Regions from separate parts of the Homo sapiens genome. Here region 2 is linked to region 1. A link is an interaction called in ENCODE POLR2A ChIA-PET data of the cell type or tissue named here. Cell type or tissue: PC-9. All regions are shown on one strand. Links, peaks and the distances in the headings refer to the core of each region. The heading gives the core; the rest is flanking DNA. Region 1 overlaps MAML2 (mastermind like transcriptional coactivator 2). Region 2 overlaps MAML2 (mastermind like transcriptional coactivator 2).

Region 1 (5,380 bases), core at 319-5,318:
AGGTCATATTTTGTCTAGATGGCATTTTTGGGGGTCAGAGTTATTGGTTTGATCATATAGGGCCAGTTAGCTTTTTCTTGGACTCTAATCATTGTAACCATATGGTTTTCAATATATGCCCTTAGTCACATGGGGAAGCATATGGGAGTGTCCAAGAGGTTTAGTTTAAAAGATTAAAAGGCTTGTCTGCTTTCTGAATTATTTGAACCCGTCCTCATAGGCAAAGGTCCTGGAATTAAGGACAGACTAATATAATTACTGGGTAATATGGGAAAGCTACCTTGAGGAAGTGGAGGTGGAATTTAACTCCCAAAGAAGGAAAAGAATTTGCATAACTACCACAAAGATAAAAGATTAGAATTCTGGAATTGTGTGGTACCCTTTAGAAAGGCAATCAGGGCAAGTGTGAGATAGGTCAAGAGAGGGTAGACATATCAGTGGCAGGAATGTGGAAAAGAAACCACGCTAGACTGGAAGAAAGCTATGCGAAGCCAACCATAAGTAATTCTGATTTTAAAATTTCAAATAGAGTGTCTTTTAAAAAAGTAGTGCGTGTTTTAGGTATGCCCATTATTTTCTCACAGCACCTTCTTTTGGAACAATCTGCTCTGCCTAGATCAATCAAATTCTTGTTTTCTGAGGATGTGGATTCTACGGAAGATAGGAGACTGGGTCTGTCAGGTGTTAGCTCCTGGCACTGGAAAGTCATGTAGAGCAAGAAATAGTATCGTGGTAACCCAAAGTCCTGTGCAGGCTGAAATCACTGGGCAACAGTAACTAAGATCTTTGTAGAGGAAACTTCAGAGAGGAATGAAGCAAGAGATCATGAGATCTCAGAAGGAAGGAAGCACAGAGACAGGGAAGATTACTGCTGTGCTTTCCCATTTTTTGGTATTCTCCCAACATTGGGTTCTCTAAGACTCCACTGTATTCTTCCAGGAAATCTTCATATATTCAAAAGAGACTGAGGAGATTTCTGTTCCATGAAATGCAACAGTGCCTCACACACAGAGAGATGAAAGGAAGACAAACAAATTCAAAATCAAAAGGCCTCCATTCGAGTCCTAGCTCCATGTGACCGTGGGCAAGTTACATAACCTCTCTGATACACGTGCTGGGCATCTGTGAACTAAGGGTTAGGATATAGACTCCTCAGTGAGGCTACAGGGATTAAATGTGAAAATGGTCTGAAACTGTGCCTGTCATACAGTGAAACCCTCAAAAAACAGAATATAACTGAATAAAATAATGCACAAGTATAGCAATTTTAAAAAACTTTACCACAGTATTATGTTCAATTAAAACAGATTTTTGTGGAAAACATAGCTATTCTTTGAGATGCTACACATGTAATTCTATAATAAAGTAGGCACATGACACACAGAAAATCTCTCATCTAATGAGTGGCTTAACCCCACCGGAATGACACATACAAACGGACATAATCAAAAAGCCGGGGGTAAGATATAGGTATAGGGCCCAAGAAAAAAGATGGTATGTCTCAGGTTTTAAGTAGGGGTAGAAGGGCACTTTAAGTTCACTCTAGAGAGTTTTATTTCCTCTAACAACTAGGAGAGGTGGATCTTTCATTCATTTTAAACTCTTTTAGCACTACTCTCTGCAGGAATATGATGGGAAAGAACACATGATCACCATTCCTGACTCAGAGCCCCTGGAACAGGTCTGGTCACCACCACAATCACAGTTGCAGTGGACGGTGAAAAAGCACTTGGTGTGAAAATAAGATTTTAGGAGCTCACGATAGGATGGCAAATAGGGATACATTGTGATTTGAGGGTTTCACTTCTTTCTTTCCTACTTGGCCCATGATGAGGGAAACTAGATCTCAAGATTCAAGAATATGTTGAATCCTTATCTATTTAAATTTAGAGATTTAACCAAGAAGTCCCATTGTAAAAATAACTCCGGGGCTGAGATGTGGCGATCCAAATTCCTGAAAATTGTTAACCCCCAATAATTCTTACTGCCTTGAATTCCCCAGGAATGACAGTATATTTCTAATTTCCAGGTGTGCTGCGGCTAACTTAAACAAGATAAAACACCTTTCATGGTATTTAAAAACACCAGTGGGTTTTCTCCCTATAGTCTCCACTCCCAGCTCAGAGGACTGTAATCCTAAACTTGGAGCACCATCTTAGATAAGTGAAAGCGGAGTAGATAATTTTGAACTGGATCCATCTTGGAAATTTGATCGGAGTCTGAGAATACCGCCTAGGTTGTTCCTGCACTGCCGTCGGGAGCCAACGCACCTGGGCTCTTGCCAGTACTTGCTTTCTGCCCAGTCACCAGATGCATTCTGGGATGTTTCTGCCCACAAGCAAAACTTTGGCTTGTTTTTCTTCACAGCAACTAATGCCTCAGAAAATAAAAAATAAAAAAACAACAACAACAAAAAAAATAACTCTGGCTTTGCAGTTTCCCTGCTGCCTTTAAACCTGTAATGCTAAATGACGTGCCCACAATAAAATAAGAATAAGTGCTCTTTTCTCCTTTTAAAAATCACCAGTGGCTACAAGATCTTTGGCTAAATTGTCCAAAAGTCCAGGTGTTCTCTCTCTTGCTCTTTCTCTGATATATACACATGCATTTCGAGACAAACACCCTTATACACGGTTGTAAGACAGTTTCAACTTTATTTGACAGCTGTTTGCAAATTTAGCCCTGTTACTGAAGCATGCATTCACCAGCTGGCTGGTGACCATGGAAAACTAATAAATACTTAAAGAGGTCTCCAATCAGTGAGCAAAGAAGCTTAGATTGATACTATGACTTCTGAGTTTTGAGGCAATCACCAGTAACATAGAACAGGCCAATTCAGAGAGGACGTGCAAAGGGGAAGAAACCAAAAACACACAGGTTAGAACCAGCAATTGGCTGGATCTTTTCTCCCAGAGGGAGCTGTGTTCAAAGGCAATTCACCCACAGAGCCTGGATGTGTCACCAGCCAGGAGCTCTCGCTGGGCATTCTAAGCTTTGTTTCTGTTTCCTTGACTGCTATTTGTTTACTTCAAGGCTCATAAACTTGCCTCTTGATATTTTAACTCCCAATCCTGACAGTGACAAAATACCCCAAGAGATGGCTTGGCTAATAAAGATCACTAGATATAGGCTAAAATTAGGCAGGGTGGGGCTGTGAAAATAGGTATTACATTAACGTACTAAAGAGAATGTTGAAAATCCACATTCTTGTGCCATAATTAGAATAACATTGTAATATTCTGGCATCTATATTTTACTCGTAAAATATGAAAGCAGGTAAATATTAAGAATTTAATAAATATATACTTAATATAAAATGAAGGAATCTGAGGAACATGCTCCACCAAATTGAATTCTATGGAATTTTACTGTCTTGTGCATTAGTAATGTGTGTTCTATGGGAAAGGAAGGTTGTGGTTAGAAAATAATGTACTAGACATTTTTTTGTTTGCTTGTTTGTTTTACTGTGGGTCTTAGCAACACCTGTATTATATCGACATACACATCTTCATCGTTCCTTATACTCATTTAACCACAGAACCATTTTGGTGTATGTGGTGAAACTAGATTTTGCGTAAATCAATTTGGAATGTCTTCTACTGAACACATCTTAGGAAATGTTGATCTAAGGAAAAACGCAAAATAGATAAAAATTATGACTAGATCTTGAATAAATTCAATGTTTTAAACTGGTTCAACTATTCAATCGCTTAGAACTTTCTCATCCAAAGCAATGTGCTAGGCACTTAAGCCCTATCTGGAGGAATTCACAGCAAGAGACCCATATACCAAGCTTGCTCTTACTGCATGGTATTTGTATTTGCTGTTTCCTCTAACTGGAATGCTCCTCCTCATGGTCCTTACTTTATCTGGGTCACTTCTCCAGTGTTGCCTATAGAGAAGTCTTCCCTCATAACTTATCTAAAATAGCACTTCCATCACTCTCTAACTCTCTACCTTGCTTAATTTTTTTCAAAGTACCCAAAATGATTTTATGTATTTCCTTATATACTTATTGTTCATCTACTCTATTGAAACCTAGCCCTATCAAAGACATAACTGTTTTATTCAACCTTGTATCTTCAGCACTTAGTATAGTATGTGGCATTTAGTAGGTGCTTAATAATACTTGTCAAATGAATGAATGAATAAATAAATGAATGAAAATAATTCTAGGCCAGGCGGAATTACTGGTGGCACACATCTGTAATCCCAGCACTTTGGCAGGCCAAGTTCACTTGAGCCCAGGAGTTTGAGACCAGCTTAGGCAACATAGTGAGACCCTGTCTACACAAAAATGTTTTTAAAGAATTAGTCAGGCATGATGATGTATGCCTGTAGTCCCAGCTACTTGGGAGGCTGAAGCAGAAGGATCACTTGAGCCTAGGAGGTTGAGGTTTCAGGGAGCCATGATTGCACCACTGAACTCCAGCCTCAGTGACAGAGCAAGACCAACTCAGAAAAAGAGGAGAGGAGGGGAGAGGAGGAGACAGAGGTGAGAGAAGAGAGAAGAGAGGGGAGAGAGGAGGAGAGGAGGGGAGGGGAGAGGAGAGAGGAGACAGGAGAGGGGAGGGGGATAAGGGAGAGGGGAGGAGAGGAGACAGGAGAGGGGAGAGGGGAGGAGGGAAGAGGAGAGGAGGGAACAGAAAAGAATTCCATAAAAGTAACATAGGAGGAGCTAGAGGAATTTGGGTTGAGGCTGCTAAGAAAGGCTTTATGGAGAAGATGACATTTGAGCTTTGCATTGAATATGGGAAGGTTTCTGACATGGCGCAAATAGAATAAATAGTTTAGGATAAGAAAGAAAGCTTAAAGGCCCAGAAGTAGCCTTGAAAAAGTAACCTTTAGACAGGCAGGAAAAGAGATCATCGGCCGGGCGCGGTGGCTCACGCCTGTAATCCCAGCACTTTGGGAGGCCAAGGCAGGCGGATCACGAGGTCAGGAGATCGAGACCATCCTGGCTAACATGGTGAAACCCTAACACGGTGAAACCCTGTCTCTCAAAATACAAAAATTAGCCGGGCGTAGTGGCGGGTGCCTGTAGTCCCAGCTACTCAGGAGGCTGAGGCAGGAGAATGGCGTGAACCCGGGAGGCGAAGCTTGCAGTGAGCAGAGATCGTGCCACTGCACTCCAGCCTGAGCGACAGTGACAGAGCAGGACTCTGTCTCAAAAAAAAAAAAAAAAAAAGATCATCACAACCTGGGGCTAGCAGCCTATTCGCTGCACTCAGGAATGAGACACTTCCAAAGCAACACAAGTCCTCAAACCGGGGTTCCCTTTAGATGTCTGAGCCTGGCCTATTCTATTCATGTTTTCCTGGTTCAATAGTTTGTTCATTCATTATATTATTTATTATGTGCCAGGTACACTTCAAGGTGA
Region 2 (5,380 bases), core at 258-5,257, 110 kb after region 1:
TTGTCAGGCATGCAGCTCTGAAAGTCTCTTAGAGCAACTATACATATGAATTTGAGGGCAAAATGTCACCCTCTAAGTGAACTGAATGGAGAAAACACAATAGAAGTCTGTTAAAATGCTGCTTTGGGTAACATGAAAAAAAAAAAAGCCTAGGTGTGGTCATTCTTTCTGGAGGCCTGGTAGGTGCCTGTCTACACTATGATTTGCAGGGTGCCTACCCGCCTGAAGCTGAACATTATTTTATTTAATGCATTGCTTTCCCTGAAATGTTGGGGATCAATATGAAGTGGGGAAATGTCCTTCTGGCCTGAAAAGTCTGAAAATTCTGAAAAATACACACACACACACACACACACACACACACACACACACACACACACACATAAGCACGCACACTACCTGATAGGAGAAGGCAGGAAGAAGTAGTGTGTGTGTATGAGAAAGACAGACAGCACATGTGTGAGCTGATTAGATGATCTCATAAAGTGGTTTGGAAACCAAAGGACAGAGGAGTTGAGACAAAGCTTTAAGTCCATCTACATTTTGACGAATGGATTCTGCCCAGGCAGGAAGCTAGAAAGGCGTAAAACAGGCCCAGTTAGCATGGATGTGAAATTGATTTCTGAATCCTGACCTCACATATAGCCCTATTGCTTAAGGCGGCATCTTAAACCTCGTCACTTTAGGATCTCCCTCTTAAAGGTTCCAGTAGCCCTCTGTGACGAACATTGCCTTCCACTGTGACATGCAACCCAGTCATGTGCCTCATCCACGGTATCACAGAAGCTCTTCAAAATTGAAAAGTAGGCCAGGTGTGGTGGCTCACACCTGTAATCTCAGAACTTTGGGAGGCCGAGGTGGGCAGATCACAAGGTCAGGAGTTTGAGACCAGCCTGGCCAACATGGTGAAACCCTGTCTCTACTAAAAATACAAAAAGAAAGTTAGCTGGGCATGGTAGCATACGCCTGTAATCTCAGCTACTCAGGAGGCTAAGGCAGGAGAATTGCTTGAACTCAGGAGGTGGAGGCTGCGGTGAGCTGAGATCACGTCACTGCACTCCAGCCTGGGTGACAGAGTGAGACTCCGTCACAAAAAAAAAAAAAAAATGAGAAGTTAAGTTTTCAGCCAGGCGCAGTGGCTCATGCCTGTAATCCCAGCACTTTGGGAGGCCGAGGCAGATGGATCATTTGAGGTCAGGAGTTCAAGACCAGCCTGGCCCACATGGTGAATCCCCATCTCTACTAAAAATACAAGAATTAGCCGGGCATGGTGGCATGTGCCTGTAGTCCCAGCTACTCAGGAGGCTGAAGCAGGAGAATTGCTTTTGAACCCAGTAGGCGGAGGTTGCAGTAAGCTGAGATCACGCCACTGCACTCCAGCCCAGGCGACAGAGTGAGACTCTGTCTCAAAAAAAGAAAAGTAAAGTTGTCCTCAGTCTGTCTCTGTTTGCCTCTGTCTGCTCTCTGTCTCCTTCTCTTTGTCTCCTTCTGTCTTCTCTCGGTCTCCTTCTCCTTCTCTCTTCTAAATTTCTCTGCTGATCTCTCCTTCTTCCTTTGTCTCTGCCTGGCTCTGCCTGTCTCTCTGTCTTTATTTGATCCACCGCCATGTTCTTAACTGTCACCTCAATGCATATGACTCCTGAGTCATCATGGCCAGTACTAAATTGTCTTCTAATTTGTACTCCAAAACTTCTAACTACTTGTTGGATATCTTCGCCTGAATATTCTACCCCTCAAATTATCATGTACCAATCTAAATTAAATTCAATATCTAAATAATTGACTTGAAATTTCGTTAACAATTTTTGACAAATACAAAAGTTATTGCCATCACAGCAAGAAAAGCTTTGCTCTTCCTCCTGATTCATACATCAAACATTTACTGAGTCTCTACTATGTGGGAGTGATGAAGTCACAAAGCTGAAAAAGATAATCCCTGCTCTCACGAAGCTCAGCTTCAATGACAAGTGTGTAATCAGAATACACAGTGCTTGGATATGAGACCTTGCAAGATAAAGTGAGAGCACATAGGAAGGATACCTAACCCAGACTGGGAGCAGGGAGTGGGTTAGGGTGCCCGGGAAGACTTCTGGGAAGTAGTGACACTTACCTTGAATCCTATGGGTTGTGTAGGAGTTAATCTAGTAAGGGGATGGAGAGAGACGTCAGCATTTCTTGAAGCATTGGCAACAGTACACAAGCCCAGACAGACAGCCTGGCAACTCTGAGGAAATTGCAAGTAGTTCAGGATGATGAGAGCAGAGAGTTAGGGCAGGGACATGCTCAAAGCACCCACACCCACAGCTTTGGGGTCTTAGAGTCATTAATGAGCGACCCATTCCCCCTCACCCTACATAAGATAGTATTAAGCCCTGAAAATTTGACTGCCACCAGATAGTCCTCGTCTCCATCCCTGTGGTCACTACTCTAGTTCAGACCTGCTTTACCCTTGTAGGGCCACCATACTAACCCCTGCTTGACAGTTTCCAGGCCTCCCCAACTCTAGTTTATTTTGCCTCCCATTACAGCATTTTTCTGAAGTCTCCCTGCTTAAAGCGTGTTCTACAGTCTAGCAGCATCAGCATCACCTGGGAACTTCTTGGCAATGCAGCATCTTAAGCCCCTCCCTAGACCTACCGAATCTAAATGTATACTTTAACAAACTCTTTTGGTGATCTGAATGCACATTAAAGTCTGAAAAGCATTGCTTTCAAGCATAGCTCTACTTATCTCCCATCATTGCTGAAACACAAAACCTTCTGTTGCTCACTGGTGCCTGCTGAATACACTTCAAACTCCCTCGTCTAATTTTCACTTTCTTCTAGCCTACCGGGACACTTTCCTTTTTCAGAACATGCTCCATCCATCCTTCCTCAGCTCCTGCCTTTGCCCTTGCCTGGGACACTCTTTCACCTCTCTTTATCCTTCTGATCCATAGGGCTGAGCTAAAATGCAGCGTCTTTCTTGATTTCTCCAAGGGGTGCCTCTCCCATCATTGGGCATCCAAAATATTTCCATTATTTCTTCTTAGTCTGTCATATCTTGCATTACAGTTATGAGTTATATTTCTTGACAGCAAGTAATCCGAAAGCTCCTGAAGGGCAGAAACTATATCTAACTCATATAACCGGCCCTTGATATGGTTTGGATCTGTGTTCCCACCCAAATCTCATGTTCAGTTGTAATTCTCAGTATTGGAGGTGAGGCCTGGTGGGAGGTGATTGGATCGTGGGGATGCTCCTTCATGAATGGTTTAGCACGAACTCCTCAGTGCTGTTCTCATGATGGTGAGTGAGTTCTCACATCTGGTTGTCTAAAAGTATGTAGCACCTTCCCCCTCTTCCTTTGTCCTGTTCCTGGCATGTAAGACACCCGCTCCTACTTTGCCTTTCACCATGAATAAAACTCCCCTGAGGCCTCCCCAGAGCAGATGCTGCCATGCTTCCTGTAAAGCCTGCAGAACTATGAGCCAATGAAACCTCTTTTGTTTATAAATTACTCAGTCTCAGGTATTTTTTATAGCAGTGAGAGACTAATACAGCCCTTAGGATTTTAGTTCATAGGTGATCAATACATATTTTTAAGATAAATTGTTGAAAAAATGTTTATAGCTAGGCATAGTGACTTATGCCTGTAATCTTGGCACTTTGGGAGGCCAAGGCAAGAGGGCTGCTTGCACTTGAGGCTAGGAGTTTAAGACCAGCCTGGGCAACATATTGAGATCTCATCTCTACTATTAATAAAAATATTAGCCAGATATGGTGGTGTGCACCTATAGTCCCAGCTACTTGGGAGGCTGAGGTGGCAAGTTCACTAAGCCCAGGGGTTTGAGGCTGCAATGAGCTATGATTGCACCACTGCACTCCAGGCTGGGCAACAGAGTGAGATTCTGTCTAAAAGAATAGGTGAAAAAGAGTAACTGCATATTGTTATCAACAGCAAAAGAAATGTAGACTCATTCAGCACTCACTTGGTAACATCCAACAAATGACCTCTACTGGATTTAAATGACAAATCGAGAAACAACTTATTCCCAACTACTACAGCTATTAAAAATATAATCGACAGAGAAGATAGAACACCAGTTGAAGTTCTGTCCAAATGTTTAAGTGTTAAAACTCTGCAGTTCTCACTTACCTTAAATATCATATAGCACATGGCCAGCAAGAATTCTAGGTGTATAAAACTCATTCTCTCTTTTCTTCCAACTAAAGCGAGGGACCGTGGGGGCTAGCCATAAACCCTTTGATCATTTTCTTCAGTGTATCATGTGAAATTTGTTTCAGTCTCCTGACACATGAACACATTTACCAGAAATATTCCTTAGAGCCAATTTGTATAAAGCAAGGAAGAGTCATGGTGGGTGTAGCAGAAACTTGCAATGTTTCCAGGCAAGGAAATACTGTGTTCACAGAATGCTGATTTGGTAAAAGAAGGAGAGGAGTTTTGCTGGGAGAATACCAATGTAGTTTAACAATGCAGCTCAAACATGTCGGGGCATTCTAGGTGACCAGCTCTCAATGACAAGCCCTCAAGACAAGCAGCCTGCCTGCCAGAATCTCACAGATTGGATGCAAGCAAGGGAAATGCTCCATCTATCTCTCTCAAGGTGGAGGAACCAAGGAGGACACTGCAGTTATATTAAGTGATTCTAATTATCACATTTCTACAGCCAGAATGCAGGGTAGTTTTACCCACTGATTCTCCCAGCAGGAGCCAGCCAGAAGAAAAATTAAGAGGATGCTTTGGAAATCTTCTTTTTTCATACTTAAATTCATAGATGGTCAAGGTATAAAATTTAGGCCCCATCTGGATTTTCTGCTTCTGTTTTTAGAATTTTTTTTTTTTTTTTGCATGAGGTCCCAATTAGTCCAAAACAATGAGGCATCCCTTAATCCCAAATGACGCTTGCTCCTACGCCTGTACCTTTCCTTGTCCTATCAAAACATCAAGACTTGTAGTGGTATTATTTGTTAGGAGGACCACACGATGGCAGTTAAGCATGTGGTCCCTGGGGTCAACCCACTTGGGTTCAAGTCCTTACCCTGCCTCTTCCTAACTGTATCATCCTGGCAAGTTATTGTAACATTCTGCCTATTGAATCTTGCCTTTCTTTTATATTTTGGTATTTTGATCATCATGAATTTATTAGGATTAATTTTGGTTTTTTAAAGGATTACATTAAAATATTATTAATCTTGATTACTGAGGTTTTTGACATTCTCTCAAATTTTTTACCCAAAGCAAGTGAGGTAGTGGCCTGTGTTTCAGTTGTCTCATCTATAAGGGAAAGTTAAAAATAGTGGCTGGGTGTGGTGGCTCACACCTGTAATCCCAGCACTTTGGGAGGCCAAGGTGGGTAGATCATGAGGTCAGGAGT

What was found. Peaks named below come from ENCODE experiments on the same cell type or tissue, not always from the same donor. Only the 100,000 strongest peaks of a DNase experiment are listed, where the experiment ranks them.
Region 2: POLR2A ChIA-PET joins it to region 1 with 7 read pairs; 4 of 35 experiments call an interaction of 5 or more read pairs at or near these places.

What each region holds. Positions count from the first base shown.
Region 1 is chr11:96,034,795-96,040,174 of GRCh38, forward strand. All of the region lies in intron 2 of MAML2 (mastermind like transcriptional coactivator 2), which reads right to left. Among named protein-coding and RNA genes, the nearest start is that of MTMR2, 110 kb to the left of the region's middle. RefSeq lists an enhancer at 5,015-5,380. In PC-9, for the core only: no CTCF peak of the experiment used is centred there; DNase peaks (open chromatin) are centred at 3,047 and 3,497; H3K4me3 peaks cover 1,829 bases; H3K27ac peaks cover 4,692 bases.
Region 2 is chr11:96,148,326-96,153,705 of GRCh38, forward strand. The region is part of intron 1 of MAML2 (mastermind like transcriptional coactivator 2); the gene reads right to left. Among named protein-coding and RNA genes, the nearest start is that of MIR1260B, 190 kb to the right of the region's middle. RefSeq lists an enhancer at 1,262-2,461. In PC-9, for the core only: no CTCF peak of the experiment used is centred there; no DNase peak of the experiment used is centred there.